Regions from separate parts of the Homo sapiens genome. Here region 1 is linked to region 2. Evidence: read pairs that join two places in POLR2A ChIA-PET (ENCODE). Cell type or tissue: OCI-LY7. All regions are shown on one strand. Links, peaks and the distances in the headings refer to the core of each region. The heading gives the core; the rest is flanking DNA.

Region 1 (2,500 bases), core at 1-2,500, 1.7 Mb before region 2:
TTGGTCCCAGATGCCTGAAACACAGGCATCTCTTTTCCAGTCAGCCCCTAAAGTAGCCTTCTGCCGGACTCTGACTTACGTGTGGAATCCTCTGTGACACCTCATCTTACCCACAGGGACAGACAGACATAATGATCAATTGAGCCCTCATATGTAAAATCGCTGTCCAAATGTGAAGGCTTAATAATGGTGCCATAATATGAGGTGATCCTTTCTTTCCTCTTTCTTCCCAGTGGGAGTCTCGGGTGACTCAATATGAAAGGGACTTCGAGAGGATTTCAACAGTGGTCCGAAAAGAAGTGATACGGTTTGAGGTGAGATAGAAAATCCTACTTCTCACTTAGCATGCAGTGCTTGTTTTGGGAGTACTCTTGGTGTTGTCCAACTCTGTTGGGTAAAGAGAGAGGTGCCAGTAACTTGGCAGTTCTCGTGAGCAGGCGTGGCCTTCTTTGGGGGGGTGTGTGCTTGATCCTAGGAACAGTGGCAATCTTACACTTGTGGCTGGACCACAGCAGTTAAACACAAATCTTGCAGCTGCCATATACCCTCGGTCCCCTGTCGTTTCTCCTCCACTTCCCATCTCCTGCCCTCCAACAAAGCCTTTCAAGGCCTTGGCAGACCCTCTTTGGCTGGAAATTACAGCTGTTCCACCTGCTGCCTCTACTTTCTGAGACTGTGTTTGGCCTTGGTCAGCAATAAACACCACCATCCCATCGAAAGGGAAAGCAAAAACTGGATGGTCAGTGTAGAATCTTGTCTCCTAGAAAGAGAAATCCAAGGACTTCAAGAACCACGTGATCAAGTACCTTGAGACACTCCTTTACTCACAGCAGCAGGTATGTAAGTTGTGTGTGACCTTCATCCTCTACTGCCTGCTCCAAAGGCCAGCTGCCTCCTCGGGGCTTCTGCAACAAGATGTGCAGGCCCTGCTTCTGAGGGGCTGGGCCCTCCTATAGTCCATCATTGAAAATAGGTCCTGCTGCTCTGACATGGAGCATCCAACAGGGTCTTTTACCAAGCAGGAGGGCCCAGGTCTGCTGCCCTCATTCTGAGGTGAGTTAGTTTTTGAGGACAAACCCCATCTCCCTGTAACTGCTTACCCTTCGAGGAGCCACCCCATGGTACCACCTGGCCCTCCTGAGGCTGAGGCCTCATCGGTATGTGAAACAGTGGCCCCACTGTGAGGAACTAACTGAGCCAGGCAAAGCTGTGGCCACCACAGGGGTGCTCCCTCTGGGGTGGAGCCAAGACTGTCTTCAGAGACTGCCCTTGCACTTGGGGCTCAGTAACTGCTGCCTTCCCTGTCGAGAGGGAGGTGTGAAGGTCATGTGGCCTGTGCAGCTGCTCGGAGCCTGCCTTTGTGTGGCAGGCGCTTGGGGAGCGCCAGGGTACTGTGCTTGATTCCTCCCAGGCTGGCTTAGGCTCTGCCACTAGGTGGGGGCACTTGCTTAATGTCCCCACTTCTTTGCAGCTGGCAAAGTACTGGGAAGCCTTCCTTCCTGAGGCAAAGGCCATCTCCTAATGGACCAAGGACCCCAGAGCCCACCTGTGTGACGCTGCCTTTTTATACACTGTCCTCCTCCACCTTGATGGACCCCTAGTGATGCATCCTGCCTAGGCTGGACTTAACCCCTTCCTCCCTGTCCCCACGACCAACTGTCCCCAGTTACTCTAACCGTTATTTCATTTAGCTTCCATATATATTTTCTTACCTAAGAGAATAGTTTCCTGCTTTAAGCAAAAGACCTACAATAGGTGGTGGAATTATGGGATGGGGTGGAGTATTGATATAAATATATAAATACAAATGTATATTTTTCAGGATGTGGTTTAGGAACTGGGAATAACGTTTTCTGTTACTCCTGATGGTGCCATGAAAAGGTTATGTAATAAAATATTTTAAAATCAGGTCACATGACTCAGAATGTTGGTGGTTTTTGCTTAGGCTGGGGAGCAGTTGGGAATCAGGTCTGGAATACTCCTAACCAAGAAGTTGCCCAGGTATAGTAAGTTTTTCTCTACCGTTCACAAGTTTTGTGCTGCTGCTTCCCTCTGGAAATGGGGTTTCTTTCTCTCCGCCTACCTCAGCTACCTGTTCTGAGGGTCTCAATCTGTTTCGTATTCCCACTTCTTTAGGGAAGGAGTTTTAAAAACATCTCTTAAAATAAGAGGAGCAAAATCTATTAAAACCTATTCTCCTGCAAAGGAGGCAGAGACTTTCTCTCTCTCTTTTTTTTTTTTTTTTGGTGTCCCTATCATTAAGCAAGAGCCTTTCTCTTTTATTCTTCCTGCTTCCCTAAGCTGCTCAGGGTTCTCTGAGTCTTGCCCTCTGATGGCAAGTCTTATATATAACTAAACCTATTTTTGTCACCCATCAAAACACATCCTCAGTAGACTGTGTGAAGGTGTGAAGGTCTGATAATGACTTGATGCTTTGTCTCCATAGACATGAAAGCCATGCCCTCTGCCTCTAGATAGGGTGATCCAAGAGCTCCTGAAC
Region 2 (9,241 bases), core at 5,331-7,830:
TCTAACACATTGCCTATGTAAATTTACTATGAACTACAAAATCTAATATAGAAGCTTTATTAGTACTTCAACTAAGGCACATATTTAAGAAAAAGCAGAATTTTAGAATGTTAGTAAGTCCTATGTCTAAAAACAATCAATGTAAAACAAATATTCATACCTAGAGAACACAGTGAAACTGTTTATAAGGAACTACCAAATGCAAAATAGACTCTAACTGATGTTATATAGAGTTTTCCAAAGCAACAGGGAAGTGGAAACCAGCACATTTGGGGATTAGAGTCTATTGGAAATAGTTACAGATGAAAGTTTTGGGAAAAATCGATAATGCCCACCCCAGTTCTCAGAACTGAGGAATTCAAAGAATTTGAATAACTGAAGCAGAAGTTCACATGGGTAAACAAGAATGCCATCTAGACTGGATGTAACTAAGCTGCTAACTAGAGTGGCTCTGAAAATATCTTCCAAAAAACTTTGCTCTTGTCACTACTGTCACTTTGAATTAAGAGAGAAAGATGTATGGCTTAAATGAGTGCACTGCCTGTGAGACAAGGTTTTGTTCCATATGTTAACCAGCTGTCGAGTAAAATTTGTCATTTTCCAGGACTGAAACAAGAAAGACACTAGTGATATATGTTTTGTTTGGAAGAGACTATGCAAAGCTTTGTACCATGATTATTAGCCTATCATTCCTAGGAAGCTTCATACCTGGGACCTAAGAAACCTCACTCAATATTTTTCTTTTTGGCCTAAATTTTTTGAAATAGGGAGTTACAATGCTAATTTTTTTCAAAAACTGTGCAGATACCTCTGGGAAACTTTTGTAAGGTCCTTTTAAAATATATATATATATTATATATATATAATATATATATATTATATATAATATATATAATATATATAAATATATATATAATATATATAATATATATAATATATTAAATATATATATAATATATATAATATATATATATAAATATATATATAATATATTATATATAATATATAATATATAATATATAATATATATAATATATATTATATATATAAATATATAAATATATAATATATATTTATAATATATATATAAAATATATTTATGTTATAAATATATAAAATATATTTATGTTATAAATATATAAAATATATTTATGTTATAAATATATAAAATATATTATATATATAAAAATATATAAATATATAAAATATATTTTATATATTTAAAATATATAAAATATATAAAAATATATAAAATATATATTATGTATATTTTATATATTTAAAATATATAAAAATATATATAAAATATATATATATATAACTTTAGCTGGGCATGGTGGTATATGCCAGTAGTCCTACCTACTGGGAAGGCTGAGGCAGGAGGATCACTTGAGCCCAGGAGTTCAAGGATGAAGAAAGCCATGATCGCACCACTGCACTCCAGTCTGGGTGACAGAGTGGGACCCTGTCTCTATTAAAAAACAAACAAACAAAAATCTATAACTTCAGAGGGAGTAGGAAAAGGAATTTTATTTTTAGCCAGCTGGGCATGGTGGGAGGCTCCTGTAGTCACAGCTACTTAGGAGGCTGAGGTGTGCCTGAGCCCAGGAGTTTGAGACCAGCCTGAGCAACATAGTGAAACCCCATCTCTAAATCAAGGAAAGAGAATTTTTGCATAGGATGAGGACTTGAGTAGAAGGCCTGGACATGAGGTAACTCATGGAAGGACTGTTTTTTTGTTGTTGTTTTATTTTTTTGTTTTGCTTTGTTTTTTGTTTTATTCACAACTGAGAAATTGTTAAGATATTAACAAATCCTAGTCCAGATTCAGGGATACTGGGGAGAAAACCCTGACTATTTTTTGTTTGTTTGCTTTTTAACTAACTACCTTCCTTCCACTCCAAAAACAAACCCAACTATATATTAATCATTCCCCGCTTTTGAGTATTTTATAATCAAGCCTATAATTGTTTGAAGGACAAATCAGCTCTTTTATTACACTACGTGTCACTCATTTTGTGAACAGTTGTCCCAGTTCTTAAGTACATAGTTTATAACAACCTATGTGTTTGTATAGGATGATTGTTAATTATCATCATCAAAAACATTCACATGTCTATATATATCCACACAAGTAGGCATTTACAAAGGAAATTCCAAAGACATATTCCCTTTCCTCAATCAGCCAATAATAACATTGACCCAAGACAATTAGTTTATGTGATAGATTTCTTGTTTCTCATTTTTATTCCTAAACCCCATCTCAAACCATGAAACCTCAAAAGGAATTGTGTAGGATCATATACCTTATTGGTACTCGATAAATGATGATCAACTGTTGTTATTCCATTCGTCTTCATAATTTTCTCATATTATAAAAAAGACAGTCATTTATTTATATGAGTACTTGCCTTTAATCCTGTTTTATCCTAAGCTGTAGAGTCTCTGCAGGAACCAACCACCTTAATCTTTATTAAAAACAGGGCTCATTCAGGGTAGAAGCTCAGAGAACTTATAATTTTTTTGTTTTACAGGCTCAGTGGCTCACACCTGTAATCTTTTTTTTTTTTAGATGAAGTTTCCCTCTTGTTGTCCAGGCTAGAATGCAGTGGCACGATATCGGCTCACTGCAACCTCCACCTCCCAGGTTCAAGTGATTCTCCTGCCTCAGCCTCCCAAGTAGCTGGGATTATAGGCCCGTGCCACCATGCCCAACTAATACTTTTATATTTTTAGTAGAGACGGGGGTTTCACCATGTTGGCCAGGCTGGTCTCGAACTCCTGACCTCAGGCGATCCACCCACCTCGGCCTCCCAAGTTGCTGAGAACCACCATGCCTAGCCACACCTGCAATCTCAACACTTTGGGAGGCTGAGGCAGGTGGATCACTTGAGCCTAGGAGTTCGAGACCAACCTGAGCAACATGGCAAAACTCTGTCTCTACAAAAAAATTTTTAAAAAAATTATCCAGGTGTGGTGGTCCACGCCTGTGATCTCAGCTACTTGGGAGGCTGAGGTGGGAGGATCACCTGAGCCCCAGGAGGTGGAGGCTACAGTGAGCCATGATTGTGCCACTGTACTCTAGCCTGGGCAAGAGAGTGAGACTTGTCTCAAAACAACAACAACAACCAAAAAAACTGGTTATTTACTAAAAGACCTTCATGTGAAAGTTACATAGAATACTTTTTCTCCTGGGCCAGGTGTGGTGACTCACACCTGTAATCCCAGAACTTTGAGAGGCTCAGGTGAGAGGACTGCTTGAGTTAAGGAGTTCAAGACCAGCCTGGGCAACATAGTGAAACCCCCATCTCTACTAAAAATGAAAAAGTTAGCTGGGCATAATAGTGTATGCCTATAGTCCCAGCTACACATGAGGCTGAAGATGGGAGTATTGCTTGAACCCAGGAGGTTGAGGCTGCAATGAGCTATGATAGCACCACTGCACTCCAGCCTGGGCAACAGAATGAGACCCTGTCTCAAAAATAAATAAATATATAAAGAATCCTTTTTTCTCCTAATCTCTCTCTCTCTCTCTCTCTGTGTGCTGTCTTCTCGGTTTGCAACAGTCACAGCAGCTATGTTACAACCACAGAACAAGGTTTTGCAACAGTATGGCCTTGAAATAGAATACTGCCCAGTTGAAAACTTAAGCAATCAAAATGGAATATATGAAACAATGCCTGCTAGACTTCATGTGTTGCTTCTTATTAAGGAAAGCTATTGCCTTTTTCAGGAGAATGTTACTCTTTAAGTGGCAGTTTACCCTCTTTATATCAGAGTTCTCAATTGCTGTACTATTCAGACATAGCAGTGCAACTAAGACATAATCCTGTTGTCTAAAGTGTTACTTTAGTCACTAAAATGCAGCTTCAGAAAATGTATGTGTGCAACTACTTGGTAAAAGTCATTGGTAAAAACTTACTGTAAATGTCTACGTACCTGAACTCCATCAGCATGTGAATTTAACAGCTGCAATAGTGCTCTGAAGCCAAAGCCTGTTTGTCAAAAATGTGTTAATCTCTTTCTCTCTCATTTTTTTTTTCAAGAGGCCTCATTACTCAGGCCCCAGATGACTTGCTTGGGTTTCAAAGTGTTTTCTTTTTCCTCAGTTTTGATTCTGATATGAAATTGAAATGATAAATAGCAGCATGTGGGCCACCCTGATACACTGAAAATTCTCCTTAGGCTACACATGGTTCATGATAACTGTGTAATATGCTGCCATTAGTACTGCTTATCTGGCCATCTCAAAATATTGTGTAAACACAGCATATCCACTCAAGGCCAGCCTAATGGGAGTAACTCTTCCACATTTTCTCCATTCCTACATGCATAAGGTTATTTTTAATGTGGAAACTTGAAGAATTTTTTTAAAGTTTTTTTTTCAGCAATTGTGGGTAGATTGCCCACCTTCTTATAAATGTCACACGCCGGTGGCCAACAGTTCAGTAATAGGGCTTTCCTAACCACACACAGTGCATCCAGCCAATCATCAGTCTCATGCTCTATCAAATAGTTTTAATCGTGTGACTGGGGGCACTATTTTAGGACAATTAGGTGAAACTGAACCCTCAGAATAAGCACGATTCTGGGGCAATATAGAATACCAGTTTCCTTTGCTCTTTTTTTTTTTTTTTCTATACAAGATTTTTGGTTTCTTGACTGGTTGGAATAACTTACTTTAGGTGATCTTGGCATTGGTTGAATTTTTCTATAAATTAAGATTTGTGTTAAGTAGTTTAATGGAAAGTCATGTACCGAATAAGCTGTTATAAGCACTCTTAAATCCTTCCTTATATAGCACTTGAAGCTGTGAGGAGTTACATAAAATTGTCTTCACTTAATCTATTTTGATTCATAGTTAATGAAAAGTGATTGTTCACTTGTTACATATAACAGGACCAAAGGATGGTGAAAATTTGACCTGAAAAGTGAAGAATCTCTTGCATTTGTGACAGTGTCTATATAATACAAAGAAAAGTGAAGATTTGATGTGTACTCAGTTCTAGTTATTTTGAGAAATGGGGAAAATTAGTCTGGACTTTGTGGTCTAAATTATTTCATTTGGATTGGTCTCTTTGGGTTTGACTCTTTACATTAAAAAAAATACTATTGCTTAAAAAAAATACTATTGCTCAAAAAAATGGCAGTGTGTCCATGTTGCTGATTCTCATCAGAAAAAGAAAGCAAATGAAAGCAACTATTGAAGTCTCCAGCAAGAATAAACAACCATGTATATTCCTCTTACATGCATTACAGAGCAAACGTAGTCATTCAACTTGCAGGAAAGAATCACACATTATGATTTTCATTTTGTTTTTCCCAGATTGAGGGAAAACTTTGTTTGGAAGTTTACCTGCATTTTAAAGCCCATTAATAAAAAGGATCTGGAGTTCAACTCTTATGAAGCTCACTATGATTCTTTAGCTAAAAGTTTCTTGGCTTAGCCTTAGACTTATGATTCAGATTATTCTCGGTCTGCTGGCTTAGTTCAGAAACCAAGCACCCTGTACAACTCTGAATTAGAAGTCACAAAAAAACCCACTACTTTTCTTAACTACATGTATTTTATAAGAAGATTACGCCTTCTAAAATTAGCTCTATGATGGCAAAACAGCTGGATGAAAAGGGAAAAATTCAGAGACTTGTTTTGCTGTTTTAGACATAAAATTCAACCGCCTCTTTGATTCTTAATCTCCATATGTTTTACAGTTTTATAAGACACACAGAACTGTGGTACATATGTATTTGAGTGTGATATGTATGGATTTTTTATTTGCTGCTACATATTAGCAATCTAAAAATAGAAATACTTTTCATTTTTAAATAATGGGGTTTCGTGCATAATCTTGTAAGAATGAGAATTGAACTTTTTTTTTTTTAGCAAGTTTGCCTTTTGCCAAAAGATACTGTCAGAGACCCTGACATTGTATTTTTACCCAGTCTGAAAATCTTTGTCTTTTTTTTTTTTTTTTTTTTTTTTGAGACAGAGTCTTACTCTGTTGTCACCCAGATTAGAGTGCACTGGCATGATCTCGGCTCACTGCAACCTCTGCCTCCCGGGTTCAATTGATTCTCCCTGCCTCAGCCTCCCGAGTAGCTGGGACTACTGGCTCGCACCACCATGCCTGGCTAATTTTTTTTTTTTTTTTTTTTTGGTATTTTTAGTAGAGACGGGATTTCACCATGTTGGCCAGCCTTGTCTTGAACTCCTGACCTCAGGTCATCCATACACCTTGGCCTCCCAAAGTACTGGGATTACAGCCTGGCCAACATGGTGAAAGAAACCCTGCCTCTACTAAAAATACAAAAAAGAAAAAATTAGCTGGGCGTGGTGGCGCACGCCTGTAGTCCCAGCTACTCGGGATGCTGAGGCAGGAGAATTGCTTGAACCTGGAAGGCAGAGGTTGCAGTGAGCCAAGATTGCACCACTGCACTCCAGCCTGGGCAACAAGAGCGAAACTCTTTCTCAAAAAAAAAAAAATTTAATTTTTTTTTTTTGCAAATGCAGAGAGTATTGAAACCACTGCCACAATCAAGACATGAACACACTCCATGAAAATTCTCTTGTGCTACCTACCCCTTTGTGATTGAACCCCCACCCCACCCCCAAGCCCAGGCAATCACTTATCTGTTCTCTGCTCCTATAGTTTTACCTTTTCCAGAATGTCATATAAATGGAATAGTACAATATGTAGTCTTTTGAATCTGGCTTCTTTCACTTAGCAGAAGTTTTTGTTTTTGTTTTTGAGACAGAGTCTTGTTCGGTCGCCCAGGCTGGAGTGCAGTGGTATGAACACTGCTCACTGCAGTCTTGACTTCCTGGGCTCAAGTGATCCTCCCACCTCAGCTTCCTGTGTAGCTGGGACCACAGGCATATGCCACTGTGCTCACCTAATATTTTTATTTTATTTTTTGTAGAGATGGAGTCTCGCCATATTGCCCAGGTTGGTCTCAAACTCTTGGGCTCAAGCAGTCCTCCCACCTCAGCCTCCCAAAGTGCTGGGATTACAGGCATTAGCCACTGTGCCCTGCCTGCAAAATGCTTTGCAGATTCATTCATATTCTTGTGTGTTTCAAGAGTGCATTCCTTTTTAAAATATATATAATATATATACATATTATATATATGTATACATATATTATATATATTATATGTATTATAATATATATTATATATTATATGTATATACATATTATATATATAATATGTATATACATATTATATATATAATATGTATATACATATTATATGTATACATATTATATATATAATATGTATATACATATAATATGTATACATATTATATATATATTATATGTATATTTTTTTTTCTTGAGACAGTCTCACTCTGTCCCCTGGGCTGGAGTGCAATGGTGTGGTCTCGGCTCACTGCAACCTCCACCTCCCGGGTTCAAGCAATTCTCCTGCCTCAGCCTCCTGAGTAGCTGGGACTACAGGCGTGTGCCACCACACTCAGCTAATTTTTGCATTTTTAGTAAAGACAGGGTTTCACTATGTTGGCCAGGCTTTTGAACTCCTGACGTTGTGATCCCCCCATCTCAGCCTCCCAAAGTACTGGGTTTACAGGTGTGAGCCACTGTGCCTGGCCTAAAAATATATTTTTTAAAGGTTCTGCAAAAAAGATAATAGCTGGATACTGTGGCTCATGCCTGTAATCCCAGCACTTTGGGAGGCTGAGGCGGGCGGATTGCCTGAGGTCAGGTGTTTGAGACCAACCTGGGCAACATGGTGAAACCCCATCTCTACAAAAAATACAAAAATTAGTTGGCATAGTGGCACACACCTGTGGTCCCAGCTACTTGAGAGGCTGAGGTGGGAGGATTGCTTGAGCCCGAGAGGTAGAGGCTGCAGTGAGCCAAGATCATGCCACTGCCCTCCAGCCTAGGCAACAGAGTGAGACCCTTGTCGCAAAAAATAAAAAAAAAATAGTAATTTATATTTAAAAAGAGGTGGTATCTTACTATGTTGCCCTGGCTGGAGTGCAGTGGTTTTTCACAGGCAGGACCTGACTGCTGAAGAACTCATTCCTTATTTATTTTATCTTATTTTTTTGAGACAGAGCTTCACTCTGTTGCCCAGGCTGGAGTGCAGTGACACGTTCTTGGCTCATTGCCACCTCTGCCTCCCAGGCTCAAGCAATTCTCCTGCCTCAGCCTCCCGAGTAGCTGGGCTTACAGGCGTGCTCCACCATGCCCAGCTAATTTTTGTATTTTTAGTAGAGACGGGCTTTCACTATGTTGGCCAGGCTGGTCTCAAACTCCTGACCTCAAGTGACGCGTCCGCCTTGGCCTCCCAAAGTATTGAGATCCAGGTGTGAGCCACTGCTCCTGGCCTCATTCCTTTTTTATTACTCTTGGCATTTCATCATATGGATGTGCTACAGTTTATCCATTCACCAGTTGAGGGACATCTGGGCTATTTCCAGGTTTTGGTTATGACAAACAAAGCTACCACAAACATTTGTGTTCAGATTTTCAGTGAACAATTTTAACTTCACTATGGTAAATACCTAGGAGTGAGAGTGCTGGGCCTCGGGTAATTCTGTGTTTAATTGTATTTTTAAAACTGCCAGCCAAGCACGGTGGCTCACGCCTGTAATCCCAGCACTTTGGGAGGCTGAGGTGGGTGGATCATTTGAGGTCAGCAGTTCGAGACCAGCCTGGCCAACATGGTAAAACCCCATCTCTACTTAAAAATACCAAAATTAGGTGGGTGTGGTGGCAGGCACCTATAGTCCCAGCTACACCTTAGGCTGAGACAGGAGAATCGCTTGAACCCGGGAGGTGCAATTGAATTCAACTCAATTGCAGTGAGTTGAGATTGTGCCATTGTGCTCCAGCCTGGGTGACAGAGCGAGACTTCATGTCAAAAAAAAAAAAAAAAAAAAAAAAAAGACACTCTTAAGAGAATGAAAAGACAATTCATACAGAGAGAGAAAATATTTCTCCTTCTCTGTCTTCTCTGTCTTGCAGATATGCAAATCACATAACTGACATTTGACTTGTGTCCAGAATACATAAAGAACTCCCAAAACTTGACAATAAGAAAACAAACAGCCCAGTAAAATAATGGGCAAAAGACTTGAGTAGACATTTAACCAAAGAAGAGGCATGGCTGAAAAACAGACACATGAAAAGTTGTTTAACAACATTAGTCATTAGAGAAATGCAAATTAAAACCACAAAAAATACTACTACACAACTGTTAGAATAAAAT

What was found. Peaks named below come from ENCODE experiments on the same cell type or tissue, not always from the same donor. Only the 100,000 strongest peaks of a DNase experiment are listed, where the experiment ranks them.
Region 1: POLR2A ChIA-PET joins it to region 2 with 6 read pairs; 2 of 35 experiments call an interaction of 5 or more read pairs at or near these places.

What each region holds. Positions count from the first base shown.
Region 1 is chr15:64,136,097-64,138,596 of GRCh38, forward strand. SNX1 (sorting nexin 1) reads left to right here. Exons shown (of 15, transcript NM_003099.5): 13 at 234-314; 14 at 765-836; 15 at 1,472-2,500. The coding sequence ends at 1,522. Among named protein-coding and RNA genes, the nearest start is that of SNX22, 14 kb to the right of the region's middle. In OCI-LY7, for the core only: a CTCF peak has its summit at 1,443 (motif pointing right); a DNase peak (open chromatin) is centred at 1,395.
Region 2 is chr15:65,801,098-65,810,338 of GRCh38, forward strand. The region is part of intron 1 of LOC105370866 (a long non-coding RNA gene); the gene reads left to right. Among named protein-coding and RNA genes, the nearest start is that of DENND4A, 13 kb to the left of the region's middle. RefSeq lists a silencer at 8,732-8,896. In OCI-LY7, for the core only: no CTCF peak of the experiment used is centred there; a DNase peak (open chromatin) is centred at 6,814; H3K4me3 peaks cover 915 bases; H3K27ac peaks cover 1,093 bases.